Linked DNA regions of Mus musculus: region 1 is linked to region 2. Evidence: chromatin loops called from intact Hi-C (ENCODE). Cell type or tissue: left cerebral cortex. All regions are shown on one strand.

Evidence for each region. A loop is a pair of places that touch in the nucleus more often than their neighbours do. Peaks named below come from ENCODE experiments on the same cell type or tissue, not always from the same donor. Only the 100,000 strongest peaks of a DNase experiment are listed, where the experiment ranks them.
Region 1: it touches region 2 in a loop (2.8-fold over the local background); 8 of 42 quality-filtered maps call a loop at or near these places.

The regions. Positions count from the first base shown.
Region 1 is chr4:82,490,319-82,498,318 of GRCm38, forward strand. It overlaps Nfib (nuclear factor I/B), which reads right to left. Exons shown (of 12, transcript NM_001113209.2): 2 at 7,920-8,000. It also overlaps 2310067E19Rik. Among named protein-coding and RNA genes, the nearest start is that of Nfib, 11 kb to the right of the region's middle. In left cerebral cortex, no CTCF peak of the experiment used is centred here; DNase peaks (open chromatin) are centred at 4,726, 5,478, 5,819, 6,285 and 1 more place; H3K4me3 peaks cover 3,620 bases; H3K27ac peaks cover 3,990 bases.
Region 2 is chr4:82,289,468-82,297,467 of GRCm38, forward strand. Nfib (nuclear factor I/B) reads right to left here. Exons shown (of 12, transcript NM_001113209.2): 12 at 706-7,344. The coding sequence ends at 7,215. Among named protein-coding and RNA genes, the nearest start is that of Nfib, 210 kb to the right of the region's middle. In left cerebral cortex, a CTCF peak has its summit at 4,978; a DNase peak (open chromatin) is centred at 4,803; H3K27ac peaks cover 492 bases.

The DNA.
Region 1 (8,000 bases), 200 kb after region 2:
GAAGCTGAGACCAACCTCATAAAACAAGGCTTTTAACATAGCATAGCAAATTTAGGCTAATCCATCCAGAAACTGCAGATGTCAGAAGAATAAAATACAAGTTGTCCTAAGCAAGAACATTTTTCACACTTTAGAATTCACTAATAGATGGGTACAGCCTTCATACCCGCATTCCTACAAACACTAGTAGAGTCTGCAACTTATATGAATTACCAAATACCCTCTATTTCAAGTAACTTTGTTAACATCTCTATGCCTGGTCAGGTTTATTTTCCCTACTCTCAAGCGGCTACTGTTAAAACTATTCCATGTTTGTCTGCATTTTTCCAATATAAATATACAAAATCAAGCTTTAAAAAAAAAAAAAAAACTACTTTCCTTCCAAATCAGAGTTTGTATTGCTGAATAGTAATTAGTACCTGTTAAATACTTTTTTTAGTTTTATGAAAGACATATTTGAATTTATATAATAGTAAATATGTCTGTGTATTTAAAAAAACAGTGCTTAGAACTTCTTCAATTCCCTCCTTTGAGAAATACTTGAAGGTGACTATAACTTTAAAACTGCATGAACTTAGCATTTACGACGTTCTTCAAAGGCAGCTCCTTTTTCACTTTGTACTTGTTTGAACAAATTCTGTTTTCTGATTGTGCTGTATCAGTAACTTAATGCATGCTCTGAAGTGCCTTAAAATGGGATTCTGAAAATACACAACCTCCAGGCAACTTTTCAGCTCATAAAATTACTTCATCCATCACTCCATATTCCCAATTATATAGTCTTTATTCAAAGTTCTTTAATTTGTCTGTGATTCATCAACAGTGTCCTGCTTAAACTATCATCACAACCAGAGAGACTGTGTGTCTAAGTGTTTTATTATAAACAATGTACTGATGCACATGAATGGCAATCGAAGACTGCTTTGCTTAAATTATAAGAATTTTTTTTTAATGTGTAGCCCTCAACTCAGCCTCAAGGTCTCTCCACCTCAATGGTTAATTGGTAGCCATTTATCCCAATTTTCTGAATAACTTAACAGCCAACAAGCCCAACCATTCAGGTATTATTAGTCTCACGTCCTGTAACTTCCAGGTAATACAAGATAATCCCACAACCTCACTCCCTGCTGTATACACTCAGTTCTCACAAGTTCCCCTACAGTTGGATGATTTGATGTTCTCTAAGCCAAATCCTAACCGCCAAATTCTGTTAAATTAACCACAGCACATAATTAGAATTCAAGAACCCAAGAAGTTACTTTTCAATGAGACAAGGTACCACACTGCCACAGAAAAGTGAGCCCAGCAGAAAAAGAAGCACCTCTTCTCACGGTGCTGGGTGTGAGACACATTTCTGGACCAACGTGCGTTTTCAATCCCATAACCATGGGGCCTTGGATTCTTCCTTGGAAGAGAAAAGCTGAAACACTTACTTTGAGAGTTACACTGGCTACTCTGCCACAGCATGTGGGCTGACAAACTCCCAGAGGGTCATGAGTTCGATTCCCATTACCGCTGCACTATAAAATGCTATTCTTCCCTAAACTAAAAGAAACTTTACTAGAAGGTACTTTCCTAAAGGAGACTGGCCTTGTTCTGTGGCATCATTTGCAGCTCTTTAGTACCAATCAGTTTTAGTGCGAGCCTTGTGTGCTGTTTCCATTCCTCACCAGTCTCCTCCAAACATGGCAGTAATTACTCCTTTGAAGATAAGTTTAGATGTCCTGTAGGCCATTGTGATAACAAAAATGAAAACTAAAGTATCTCAGCTACTAGGACTGTAGACTGTAGATTCAGACTCAGAAATAAACACCTTCATCTTCAGGTGCTGTATTCTAACTGTTCAGCGGAGACAGCAAGAAGAATGTCACAAAACAAACAGTAGAACTTTTTCATGTTAACTTAGCAGAATCAAGGCTCATGAGAATAAAGACCCTACTAAGTTGAGTATCTTAGACTGTATTCAAACTGGAGTATCAGATTAAAACTAAGGAAAGTCAATGGATATTAAATCTTTCATTTCCTTTTGGTAATTTGTACTCAAATTCCAAATTTAGGGTAGAAACATCTATGTGTACTTTAAAATCCTATTGAATCCTCCATAAATCTATACTTCTCCATTTGGATGCACTTATGCACACTGGAGGTCTGCAGGCTCACATATGTCACTGTGTTGAACAGGGTGCTGGCCCCTGTAATACCCAACCACCCTCTCTGTCACTACGGAATTCAGTGCCCCCACCCACCCAGATTACTACCATTCCTATGCAATGGACATAATTTTGATTCTCACTCAAGGGAGACACAGAGTACAAAGTGTGTGACTCCAAACATGCAAAATGTATATACATATTTTTTCACTTCAAAATTCATTCTGTTCTCTGCCTCCAACCTTACCAACCTTTGTTGCCTTCAGAAAATAGTGCCTTGCATTGTCTGAATATTTGAAAACACGAATTGTAGCAAATGATGCTCCTATCCCCATCTCTGTCTCTCCTGTGTTCTCTCTTCCTTCTGCCTTTGAAAAGTGAGACCATGTTAACAGCAATGCAGAAGCTTGCCTCGCCATATCAGGACACAGATGCCAACCTTTCCAGCTGGCAGCCAGGGCCTCAGAGTTTAACTCTTGAGTTGTCTGGCAAAGCTATCTTGGGGCAGGGACAGCATGGCACAGAGGGTGAACTTCTGGTTCCATTGACTCTGCTTTGTCCTTATCAGTGGGAAAATTGCTAAGTATCTCATCTTACAATATATGTTCTAACAAAGGTCTCATTAAGCCTAGGGGCCAGGCATACCACCAAGAATCCTTCTTTATCTTCTGAATTGTGTATGAAGAAGAATGAAAACAAATGCATACCAGAGTTCAGGAGTTCAGTCAAGGACAGGGTACCAGGGTGGGAAAACTTAAAACAGCATTTCCCTAAATCAAACACTCATCCAAAGTAGTTATCCTACACACAAAATTCATGCTCTCTGATGTCACAATGCAAGCCCACCAAATCACTACGCAGAGCAGCCTCATTTAAACACGTTATGAAAGCTTATTTTCCCCCACAATGGGAAATACCTGCAAATGAAGTGAAAATTATTAAAATGTTAAAATGCGCTGTCAACTTGCAAACAATTATCTATTTAAGCTTTTCATAAAGAAATAATTGTTACCCAGAAGGATTCTAAGCTGCGGTAGCTGAAGGGGGAAAATCACTCTCTGCATGTGCGTCCTCACTAATGCCATGTGACAAGCAGGAAGGGCTCTGTTTCAAAGACAATAATGATTACAACTTCCCTTCTGAACAAGTCACATGGTTCACAACTTCAAAATACGCCTCAATTATGATATCGTTTAACAATCAAGCAAAAAAAGAAAAAGAAAAAGGTGCTGCACTGTGCCGATGCGATGCATCACAATTAATGCTAAAGGTTCAACAAGGTTAAAGGGTGCTCCCTGTCCAGGATAGAAGCAAGCAACACTGCGGAACTCTGCCATGCTCCAAAAACATATCTAATAAGAGTAGAAAGTGGGGTCCAAAGATCACTTAAGCTGACTTGCTTTAAACTCCCATCTGTTAAATTCATAACAGCAGACACTATCTTTAGAGGTCTTTAAACTTTGTGTGGTGACCTCTCTTTTCTTTAAAAACCCTCCCTGGCTCAGAAAAAGCCCAGTCCTTATTTTCTCCCCACAGCCCTTTACACACACACACACACACACACACACACACACACACACACACACACCAGCATCCCTGCATCTTCTGGCTCCAGACAGGACACAGTCTGGCGACTCAAGGCCTCCCATAGGCCACACTTCCTTCTGTGTAGCCCTTTGGGTAGAACTGCTAATTCTTCTTATTAATTAATGAGATAATGGTGGTTAACCAGGAAGCAATATTAATGTTAACTATCTAGGAAACTTGAACTGAGATTACTCTAGCCTTATGGTTGTTGTCTGCCCCCCACCCTCCGAACTTCACACTCCCCAAGTATGTGGAATCGTGTACGAAGGATTTTCACAAGATCTTGTTGCAGAATTGAATTGAAGGGGCCAGAAGTGACTGATTTATATCAGATTTTAGCATGTACTTCCCTCATTAAGGTTTTCTGCTTTTCACGTGTTCACTGTACACATTGCTAACTAGAGAGGGAAGTGAGGGCCTCTCAACAGACTACTAAAAAATGAGGAGGCTGAGAAACTGAGAGAACTAGAAATTAAATAAGAAATAAATGGGGATGTAAATGAAACAGCCAGTTATAATGGGTGCACTCATACATCACTACACTGAGCATGTCCTCACACACCTGACATAGCCTCCCCTGTAGTTTACAGGACGGGACGTCCTGGGAAGGTATACTGCACAAGGCTTGCTGGTTTTCATTTTGTTTTCTTTGCTTTGTTTGGATGAATGCAATAACAAAGACAATATGGGGAATAGGTACCACCTGGCCAAGAATCATTGGACATCTTTAACATCTTTGGGAATATGGAGCCCATTTTAGAAAGATTTTTCCTTAATCTGTCCAAATCTTTTTTTTTTTTTTTTTTTTTTTTTTTTTAGCCTTTGGGGGAAGAAAAGGGGAAGGGTTTTCTATTAGCCAAGCTTTGCTGCAGCAGACGAGCACGAAGCTTTCATTCAGGGATTGTCAAAAACTTTCCAGTGTGCCCACTGCAATGCGGATGCCAACCAACGAATCAAAGGCATTCAGCAGCTAGACAAAGAGGGTCTGATGCCAACCTCGGTGCCACTGGCAACCATTATTGGCATCAAACACAGTGTCTGCCTTTTTTTTTCCCCCTCGCCTGGCACTTCACAAACAAAATGGCGGTTCTTGTAGCAACGGAACAGCCGAAGCGCAGCCCTCTGAATCAATAGCATCAGATGATTTTTTTTTTATGGACTTAAATACAGCTACTCCCAAATCAGTTACCAAATTTTAGGTAAAACGAAGGCAGATAATTTCATAAATAACTAAATTTCATATAACCATTCACTAATGTGAAAAAAAAAAAGATTAAAATGGACTGAATTGCGGTCAACCAGGCTATATGGAGGGGAGACACTGAGTAACAAAGAATTTGAGCTTTGAACAAAATATTGCCCTGTGATGTTAAAACCTAATAAACTACGTATCAAAAATGATTTCAAAATATATAAAATCTCCCCAAAACTATATCAGATGCAGATGTAGCATTATAGTTTGTGTCAAAGCTTCAGTAACTCTTTCCACATTTCAGAAAAGATGATGTTGCAGGGAAGGAGAAAGGGTACGTGTGGGTTGAACCAAGAGAGAAGGAGGGAGAAAGAGAAGCAATGGGAAGTTGGTCAACAATGAAAGTTTATTATCCATCCGTCTCTATCTCGTCTTCCATTAGAGACGAAGCATGTGATCTGCAAATAGCCAAGAGGACTATTGACATTTCTAGATCTGGAAATTGTCAATATATTGTAACATCACTCCACACTGCAATGCGGATGCCAACTAACAAATCACAGGCATCCTGAGCTAAACAAAGAGGGTCTGATGCCAATCCTGGTGCCAGTGGCAACCATCTTTGGCATTCTCTCTGTTCTTCCTCCTGTTTTTCTCCCAGTCCCTTCTAAGGGGAGAGGACGGATAAGGGGACGTCATTTTGTTGCTCATTCTGTTATAAATATTTTTTTTCTGTGTTAATTCTTCTTTCATGTTTTCTTCTTTTCTTTACCTAATTTCTAAAGAACAGTAAGGCTGATTTCATGTACTTAGAGGAGAAACAAAAAGTTATGATGTGAGATGAAGCACCCGGGGTGTTTGCAGACTTATCTTTCTTTAATCAGCTACGGTGAGAAATGACAGTCAACTCACAGTTCACAAATAACAAGATATAAATCTTGAAAAAGAGAAAACGGAAAAGCACTGGGCTGTGACTCTTGTAAGAAGTGACCAGATGTTAAGAGGGGATGATGTGAGGGCAGGTGGCAGAGGGGACAGAGGGGACAGGTGACTGAATGTACAGAAAAAATACCAAAACGTTGTTCATATTGAATCAATATTTTATCTGAAAACACAGTCACTAAGATTTGGCTCAAAACATCATGATTGTCATAACCACTGGTGTCATGAAAAAAAATATATATATATGGTTTTATATATATGTCTTTTTTTTTCCTTTTTTCAGTCTATTTTCCTAAATCCAAAGGACAGTCTCTATTGTCAGTTCAACAAAACAAAGAGATTTGGCTGACTGCCCTGGGATAAATCGGCACGTATGTCCACTTCGTGGCTAACCATCAAGAGTTAAAGGGGGAATCATTGCACAGTTCTTCCCTCCCGACTAGAGTTATATGATCCACTTTGCAAAACTTTCCCTTCTAACCAGAGACTTTCACCACACTTACAACACATAGTCAATCTAACACATGCATGTAGCCCACCTTACAATGTCGCCTCTGAGACAGCTGTCAATCAAGTTGTCATGTGTTAATAAGTTTTTATTTTAGGACATCAAGGGTGAAAATGTATATTTCCCCCGGCTCATCATTACTTGAATTTTAGTTCTAAACACAGGGGAATAACAAATGTGGTGTTTTTGTTTGTTAAGAGACACACTTCCAAACGATGATGTCCAACACTGTTATTTAGAATCAAAGTACGAAACTGGAAATGACACTCAAGCAGATCTCCAGAACTCATTCAAGGGAAAATCAAGGCAAAGGGACACACAGTAAGTTCTACGCCAAAGTCTGAGTCATCAGCTTAGTTTTCTTATCTTACTCTTCTGGATGACAATAACGTACCTCTATTTATTAAACCCCACATTTATATAATGAGCATCGGATAACTGTCTGCCACCTGGCTGTCTGCAGGCCATCTTCCCTCCCACCAGGCCAAGTTCAGAAATGACCCACCATCTGTGGCAGCCCAAAATCGAGCCCACGTTCAGTATGGGGCTTTCCTATGTGGACTGTATCCTGACATGCTGGTTTGAAGAAAACAAAGTCAAAAGTCTCACCTTCCTACAAAAACCAGCAACAACAAAGAAACACGGCTCATTAACAACGGAAACCTCCCTGGCACCCCCACTGCCTATGCTGCACAGTCCGGGCCACATTTGCAGCACTCTTTATCGAGGACTGTAAACATGGGCCGGCATGCGGTTTCTACATTCTTTGGAGATTTATTTTAAACCAGTGTAACCAGTCTACTTTCTGGTTTGCTCTGTGATGCTCTGTCAAGAAAGCTGTGACTTCTTCTTTGGGAAGCTTTATGAATTTGCATCCAAGTCAACTAATAATAGAGAGTGTTCCCTGGTCACTCTGGGAAAGTATTAAAAGTTATTTAAACGAGAGCTGTGTTGCTTTAAATCTACAGCAAGCACTGCACAATCCCAAGGATGTGTTGATAGAAATACAGAAACAACATAAATCTAGGCCTCTGTCAGATATGTATTTTGATAATGGCCAGCTTAGATATTTTGTAATAGTAAATGCTAATTTGATTTTTGGTGCACCCGCCCCTAGACTACTGAACAAGGTTCATCCACCTCGTTAGGTAATAGACTGGTACAAAGATTATTAAACAGCGCTTTGGCTGCCATCAGTCATGTTGCATTTTCAGATGGCCGTGGGAAGGAGCCTAGCACAAAATTTGGAGTTCAATCAGCTGCATTTCTTAGACTACTCTGCATCTGTCTGTCTGTCTATCCTTCTGTCCTTCCTTCAAATGTGGACGCTTCCAGCTACGGAAGCTCCATGCCCATCTCCATGGCTCCCACATGACCGTGGACCTGGAGCACTACTGGGAGCACCACGGTTCCCGGGAATGGGGGAGGGCAGATGCCATCTGGAGGCCTCCAGGACACTCCGGTCCAAGCCAGAGATCCCGTATCTGGAGGTGTATGCGCAGTGTTTACCATGCTAGAAGAAAGAACAATCTGCTCCTACCTTGCTCCTGCACGTAGTATGCCAAAAACAAGTCAAGCTCCTTAACTGATACTGTGATGTGGTGTGGCTGAACACAAAGTG
Region 2 (8,000 bases):
ATTCCAGGCATTTTCTCTCTCTCTTTTCAAAGAAGCTCGCATTACCTTTTAATTTTATTTATGCACATCACTCAAACAGATCGGGGAACCATTTAAACTCATTCCTTTTCAATAAGCTATTATTGAACTCCAGCTGACTCCATTCTTGGACGATGCATTCAGTGAGAGTGGATTCTAACCTGGCCCTTGGCTCAGAAAGAGAATATCAGCTCTGCTTGCCCTAAAGTTCTGCGCTCTCTTTGAAACCTAAGACGATACCCTTTCGCAGATATTTGCAGAACAAAATTCTACAGTGTTCATATAACCACTAAACCCACAGTCACAGGGAGGGGCAAGGGTTTCCCTTCCCTTTACAGTGTGTGTGTGTGTGGGTCCTTGTGGCTTTCTGTCCAACAGACCACAGTCTGGTCTCTGTGGCACACGCTGTCTTCAAGTCGCAGCTCAAAGGGTGTTCTGGGTCTGAAATTCTGTACCTGCACTTGTATTTTCATTATCACTGCTGAAAAAATCGTGGGAGGAGGAACTACACAGATAAGCAGTTCAGCACTGAACTGAAATATTAACCCTCCCAGCTGCTGGAAAGTAAGCTGGTGTCACCCAACGTCCAAATGTAAGGGCCAGGATCAACTTTCAAAATCCTACTGACCCAGCATTCATGCTGAAAGAGCATCAAGACATTGAGAAAAATAAAACACGAGGCCAGAGTCTGTAGCATAGCTCATTTTATTGTTTTAAACAGTTTTTGCATAGGAAATATATCCGCTTCCAGTAATTGACTGCAGTATGAGCAGCTGCTAGCAGTATAGGCTGGATATAACAGTAACAATCACATTAAGTCAAGCTTGATTTACACCAGTTTAAAACTTGTGGCAATCGAGTTCATTTGCGACCCACAAAAAGTACACAAAGAACATTATCCTCCAACCGGGCACAATAAAACCTTCACTAACATTCCGGCCCAGTCTGGGGCCTATCCCAGAGGCCCGAACTCCAGAAATTAAGTAAGTAACTGTCCTGTAATACATCCCACTGCTAAAGGCTTGTTACATGGAGATTATGCATGTGCCTCCTTTTACTCGTTTTATTTTTTTTCCAAAAATCTAATTAAAACACAAGGTTCTGTATTTATGGCCCAGGAGGACAAATATGCCAAAAGTTTTAAAATGGATCAACCCTGGTGTGTGGCTAGCAAGCAATGACTGACTACTCGTCACCTACAGTTGTACTAAATGTATCTAAAGAAACACACAGTCCTACAAAAGTTGTTCTCAGAGAAATATCATTGAGGTGGGGGTACCTCGTCCCAGGGTGCTCAAAGTTCTCAGTGACAGAAGCACAAATGAACCGCCCGATGACGACGCCAGCTGACGCAGCTTTGAGACGCCTATGCCTGGGAGACAGTTGCCCCTCACATTCCACAACGTTGTAGAGATTTTTTTTTCCCAAGAAAATGTCATTTGAAACATATTTACAACTGAACTCAACAGAGACTGTGAAATTGGACAGGCACTGCTCATTTGTTTGAGTTTTTTGGTAAACATTTTGCTGGTTTTTTTGTTTTTTGTTTTTTTTTTGTTTGTTTTTGTCTTTTTGTTTCTTTCTCATTTTGCATCAACTTTTATCAGTCCATGCAACTTCAATGCCCTCGATGAAGAATGCATAATAAGCCATACTTCTTTTTTTTTTCTTAAAAAAAAAAAGACTTCCTTCTGCATAAAGAGATATATTTGCCACATCAGTCCCTGTAGCACAGTTTTCAAAACCATTCTGTCAAAAATACAGTAATACAAGACTGGCTTGAGTGACACTAGCATACACTGCTTTTCATGTTTAGGCCACCTTTTGTTACTGGTACTGTATCATGCAATAAAAGTTATCAAAGGCTTAATCTAGGGTCCCGTAGGCTAGTGCCACTGAAGCGCTTTCACAATCTCAACATACATTTGAATTGCAACACACAGATATTTCTAAAGAGTATTAACTACTGAACCCTTTTATCATTAAAAAAAAAAAACAAAACTACTTACAACCATTGAAGAAAAATTGCAACAAAAAAAAATGTAAAAATTGACCGTCTCCAACTTGTCCCCTTTACTATTAACAATGTGACCAACAGATCTGTGGCACGACACAGTACAAAGAGTTGTCATGGCAATGAGTTTGGCTGATGCAAAGGTCATTGTGCAGGGTCAAAGGGCAAAATCAGTGGTCCATGTTATTCCCCCCAGTGCAGGGATCCACTCCACCCACACAATTTCCAGGAATTAGAAAAGACAGGGCAACTACTAGAAAGTGCAAAACATGAAGAAGGCAGTTTTCAGCTCCTTCAGCATGGAGTAGAACATTCAATTTTGAGTTTTTACTATTGAACTTGAATAGCCTGCACATATGTTTTGTTTTTTAAATATAGAAACCCCAATTTTTAAAGTCCAGGAAGCATGCAGCTGGTTAATGTGAACAAAAGACCTTGACAGGAACATGTAAGCGATATTGAATGCCATGCTTGGGGCCTATCTGCCAGCAAGACTGTAGCGTTGTTTCATGGAGAAGGAATACTGTTCACTGATAGGGGGTAACTTTCTGCAGCCTTCATCGTTTCACACGGTACATAGAATCTGCGTCTAGGTAGAGAACATGCCCTGCTTCGCTGCTCAAGGTGTTCCCGTGCAGTCTCTGCCCTTGAGTCCTTTTGAAGCTACAAGTCACAAATCCGGATTCTGCTCCCTGAGGACACGTTATGTGAGACATCGCACTATTATTTTTTCTGCCTATCCTGAATGCTCTGTGAAACTTATCCTTAAATACCATCATGGAATAATCACAAAATAAAAAGGAAAAAAAAGGAGAAAACCTTTGCTAAAAGGCCTTATATACTAACAAAAGGACAGCGGTGCTTCCAACATTCTGAAATGCTCTGAAAACCAACTCTTCCAATACTAAATACAACAAAATAACCTTCATAAAATATAACTTTTCTCCATTTACACTTTTTTTTAAGGATTAGCGTCCTATGCTTTTCAAGCACAAGAACCTGTGAAATATCTCCTAACATGGACAGATTTTTTTTTTTTAATACATAACTTAAGAGCCTGGAGAGTTTTAACTCGAGTCCAGTCTCTAAACAAGGAATATTCTTGTTTACTTTAAAAATGGAAACAACATATAGTTCCATTATAATTGTTAAAAAGTTAGCTTTACAAACATGGGAATTTTAATTTAAAAAAAAATTCTTAACAAAACTATACAGTGTACAAATTACTGTCTACAAGGTAGGCGGTTCATTAAGAAGGCCAAGCTCTTCTCTCTCCTCGCAGCTTCACAGACTCATTCACATACTTTATAATGGAGCTGCCCACCCGAAAATTACCCGATAACTATATTGCTATACTTAAGGTTTTGCCATGTCTTTATGTACAGTCTCCTTCACTGCCTCTCAGGTTTTTTTTCCCCCCTTAGGCAAGTCTCGACTGCTCACGTCACTTCGGGAAACACACACTTTAGAGGCACTGTGAGTGGTGGGCTGCAAAGCAATACAACAAAGGTTGGACAGTGCCATGAGCTGGTGGTGGGAGACACCACCTCCTAACAGATGCCCTTGGGTGACCTTCACCATCCTGAAGCTCTGCAGTCTGGGTAAGGAAGGGGCGTGCAAGACCTGCAAAAGTGGGGCCCTTCGTCAGAATATACTTCCTGGTTTTAAAAAAAAATAGAAGGCTAAACGTGGATTCGAGATTTTCTATAGTAGTGCTTTTTTAATAAGTTTATCTCAAAGAAAAGAAGAAACATTGAACTAGGTTAAAAAAAAAAAAAAAAAAGGAACAGTTGCCCTAGGCCTCTGTACCCAAGAGGCAGGCAGGGATGCCCACAGTGTGCCATGTACTTTAGCAACAATTGTTCATTCACGGGTGACAAGGAGAGGGGACTGCCTGGAAAGAATACTGTGTCCTGTAGGGTTGCACTCTTCAGCAAATAGGTCAGAAAGACACTATGAGCTTGGCTGAGAGGATGTGTTATCTGCAAAGCAAGTAACAGACAAGGCTGGCCTTTCTTAGAACCTGCATCCTAGAATCCCACTGTGCTAACCAGCATGTGGTCATGAATGGACTAGTCAGATTTAATTCCCGGGCTTCTGAGCATCGTTCTCATGAACTCACTATTAAATGATCTGCTATGCATACACTTGACAGTTTATTTACTAGGGCAGGGCCTGGGGTGGGGCTGGGGGTGGGGTCAAGAGAGCTTCTTTACAGCCGACTGCGTATGTCACTAATTCCTAAAGATCTCCTTGGAGCAATGGATACACTCAATAGGACCAGGTGGGGGATGGGGAAAAGACAAAATAAAATTGGTCTCTATTCACCTGTAGTCCTCAGGGGAAATTAACTCAAATATATACTTGAAGTACCACCCGTTCAAATCAACCCCCACCATCATTATCAAACACACTTAATTCATCCACAGAAAAATTGGTTGCTTAAAATTCTATATTTCCCTCTGCTCCACTTTCCAGTTTACAAGGGCAGGTAAAATAAGAGGATTGATTTATTCTTGTTCCTTAAAAACTGAACTTTGATTTTACTCTATCAGTCCAAATACATCCAAGAAGAGCAACCCTCTCTCTAGTCAACCTTCTGGATGTCAAAGAAGAAGATCCTAGGTGCAACACCATTCATTTTGAAGTAGTAAGTCACAGGAGCAGCCTATCCTGTCATTAACAAAATGACAGAGGGCGGGGAGGGACTAGGGGAGCTCTCCCTCCAGATGGGGGAATGTGTTTGGTAGAAGAAAGCTTATTCCTGTGTTAAACTCAAAAGTGTGAAACAGCCAACATCTGCTATGTGGGCACTTCAAGAAATGTCTTTGCCAAATATGAGACAGGCTCACTTTCCACTGTGGTTTCAGGAACTTTCAGGAAAAAAAAAAAAAAAGAAACAAAAAACTATCAATAACAACTAAAATAAGACAGGGCAGTTCCTCTAAGTTGGCCTCTAGGAGGCTTTTGCTGTGCTTGCTTTTTCTTCCTGGTTTCTTAGCTTGGAAACCAGAAAGGAGTTCAGCTTGCACTCCAGGTGGGAAAGTACGGGGAGGGGTGGAGGGAGGGAAACCTGTTTAAGTTGAAGTTTGTCACAGTAGGCAGAACAGTTGCTTTGCAGCCCAGGCCCATCTCAGGGTGCAGTGCTTCACTGCTACACTGTAAAGGGTTAAAAATCCTCCCACCCACCCCTGAATATATATATATTTATATATGTATATTAAAAAAAATCCCCTGTCCATCTCTCAGTACACAAAAGGACCTCATCACACTGCAAAAATAGCAGTACCCACTTTGGTCAATTAAAACAAACAAACAAATAAACAAACAAACAAAAAAAGCATACATTATTTCTTTTTTAAATCTGTGTACTTACCTATAATAACCAATACAGCTAAAAGCACTACCTACATAGGCAAAACTTGGTATTGCATAATTCGTATAAATTTGAAACCCCTCCCCCCCAAATATTAATTGGAAGATGAAAAACATGAAAGGTTAATAGAAAAAACACCAAAAATACTGAAAATATTGCTGGTCGATTACAATTTTTAAGCGGCAACTATACACAGCCATGATATGCTTTATAAATGTGAGATAAAGGTGTAACTGTCTAAAAAATCCATGATGTCACACATTTTTCTTCGTCTGGAGTACAAAATATTTTGTCATAAAAATGGTAAAGATTTAAAACGATAATAAATGCAGCAAAACAAGTGTAGTGATGTCACTTTTGTGGTTTTTTTTTGTCTTTTGTTTTTTTTTTTTAGATTTCAAGGCAAGGCACGTAATGTGGACATTATATCTTCGTGCAAATTAGGATTACTGGAAAGAGTACTTTTAATTAAAATTTTAAGAGACACAGAGGCAGCATGTGTCTGCCCATGCACACTATAGATCTGTCAATACGAGAAATGTGTTGAACAAGGCTAATGTCCGAAAGCACCATGCATGTTCCCAGCACCCTGATGGCACTTCTCTGAAGAGCGAGCGGGTTTTCCTAGCCTACCTGGCATTCCCAGCCTGTACACGGGGAGCTTTACCCTTGTGACATGGATTTCCCTGCCTCTTTGTCTCTACGATGCAGATTGTATAGAACCGTTTGTACACCCTATGGGTTCTTGATGCAACCAGTAATTTTAAATAAATAATCTGACCTCTGAGGAGGCTGCAGCTAAGCCAACCTAAGTGCTGTGTTTTCAATATTTTTTTTATTTTTTATTTTTTTTCTGTTCAAGCACATGATTTGTCTTGATTTAATGCCTTATTTTAAATGCCCTCAAAAACTGAGGGGAAAATAAATTCGCTCAAAATTATTTTAAATTCTTTTTAATCCCCTCAATTTAGAGTCCAAGGGCTGAAGGACTTATAATCATGATTCCCCTTTAGATATAAATTTATAAATTGCACTTGCCTCTGTTAAGTGTTTCTTTTGTGGGGAAAACATTATATTACTTTTTACTGTTGCATGCAGAGGTAACCCTTTACCCACATAGAGGCATTTCTTCCATAGAGCCTTTGAGTTCAAACTGTTTTTTTTTTCCCTATTTTTCTTTTTTCTCTTTTTTTTTTTTTTTCCTTTTTAAGATTTCAAACTGGGTTACACACTGGAAAAGGCTGGGTTAAGGGCCAAAATTTAATAAATCTGTACGGATAACTAAAGGCTACAGAGATTCTTTTATATATATATATATATATATATATAATTTTAACTTTTAGAAATCAGAGTGCTTATAAAATGGCTGGCTCATGGCTCTGTCCCCAGCACCTCTGACGCCGCCTCCTAGCCTTCGTTGTTGAGATAACCAGGAATAGTGACTCCATGCGTAAACAACAAGAATACTAACCAAGAAAACTAGCTTATCATGCAAATATTAAGGCATCTAGAAAGTCAGTTAAAATATATTGTCATAGAGACAGAACATCTATTTCCCAGCGGACTTCATGTAACAAAGGCTACGGTGCAGGGGCTGCAGTCTAGCATCAGTGAGATGTCATTGACCCTTTCCTGTCACTATAGTCTCAACCTTAAGGGAATTAGTGACTGTAAGTGCTGCAATGCTGGTCTACCGTCTTCTTTCTTCAGTTTCTCTCCTTTCTCCCTGTTGTCCAGTCTTCCTCTTTTCCTTTGTTGGGTGTTTTTCCCCTAATTTTCTTATACTATGGTTGTGGTTCTTTCCCCTCAGTTGCTTGTCTCCGCTTGAAGGAAAGGCTCTCCAATTATGTTCAAACCATAATTTTGGACATTTGCCGGTAAGATGGGTGTCCTATTTGACACTTGAAAAGGAACCAAGCTAGCCCAGGTACCAGGACTGTTGAGAGGAGACGGGAAGAAAAAAAGAAAGAAAGAAAAAATAAGACAATGTTAAAATCTCCAGCCATATCATAAATATAAATTCAAAATGCATTAAATTACAACTATTATATTTTTAACTTTTTAAACCAAAATTTTAATAAAATTTAATAATTAATAGCATGCATTGACTTTGCTATATTATATATATTATGCTTATATACATATATATGTACATACATGTGATAACTTCTAGATTATACACATCATACAGGTGTAATCTATATGATCTCTTGCTTCCATGAAAAGACCTAACTACTATGCAGAAAAACACAAAATGAACTATATTCACTATATATAATTGCTGAACTCTAGTTAATTAAGGAGACTCTTTTTTAAATATCTGGCCCATTTCAATGCACTGTATGCAATATGATTTTCATTGTTCAAACAAAAAAGACGAAAAGCATAAATTTGTAGCCATACTAGACTACTGTAGTTTGCTAGATACATTAGTTGTGTTTAATCTTTAATTCATAAGACATTCTGGGTGAGGTGGGTTTATCGACCTGTTGGGTTACATACATTTGAAAATGTAATGAACTACATATTCTTTTCTCTCACGTGAGAAAATAATAGAGTTTCAGGCATGTGCAATATATAGTGAAATACCTA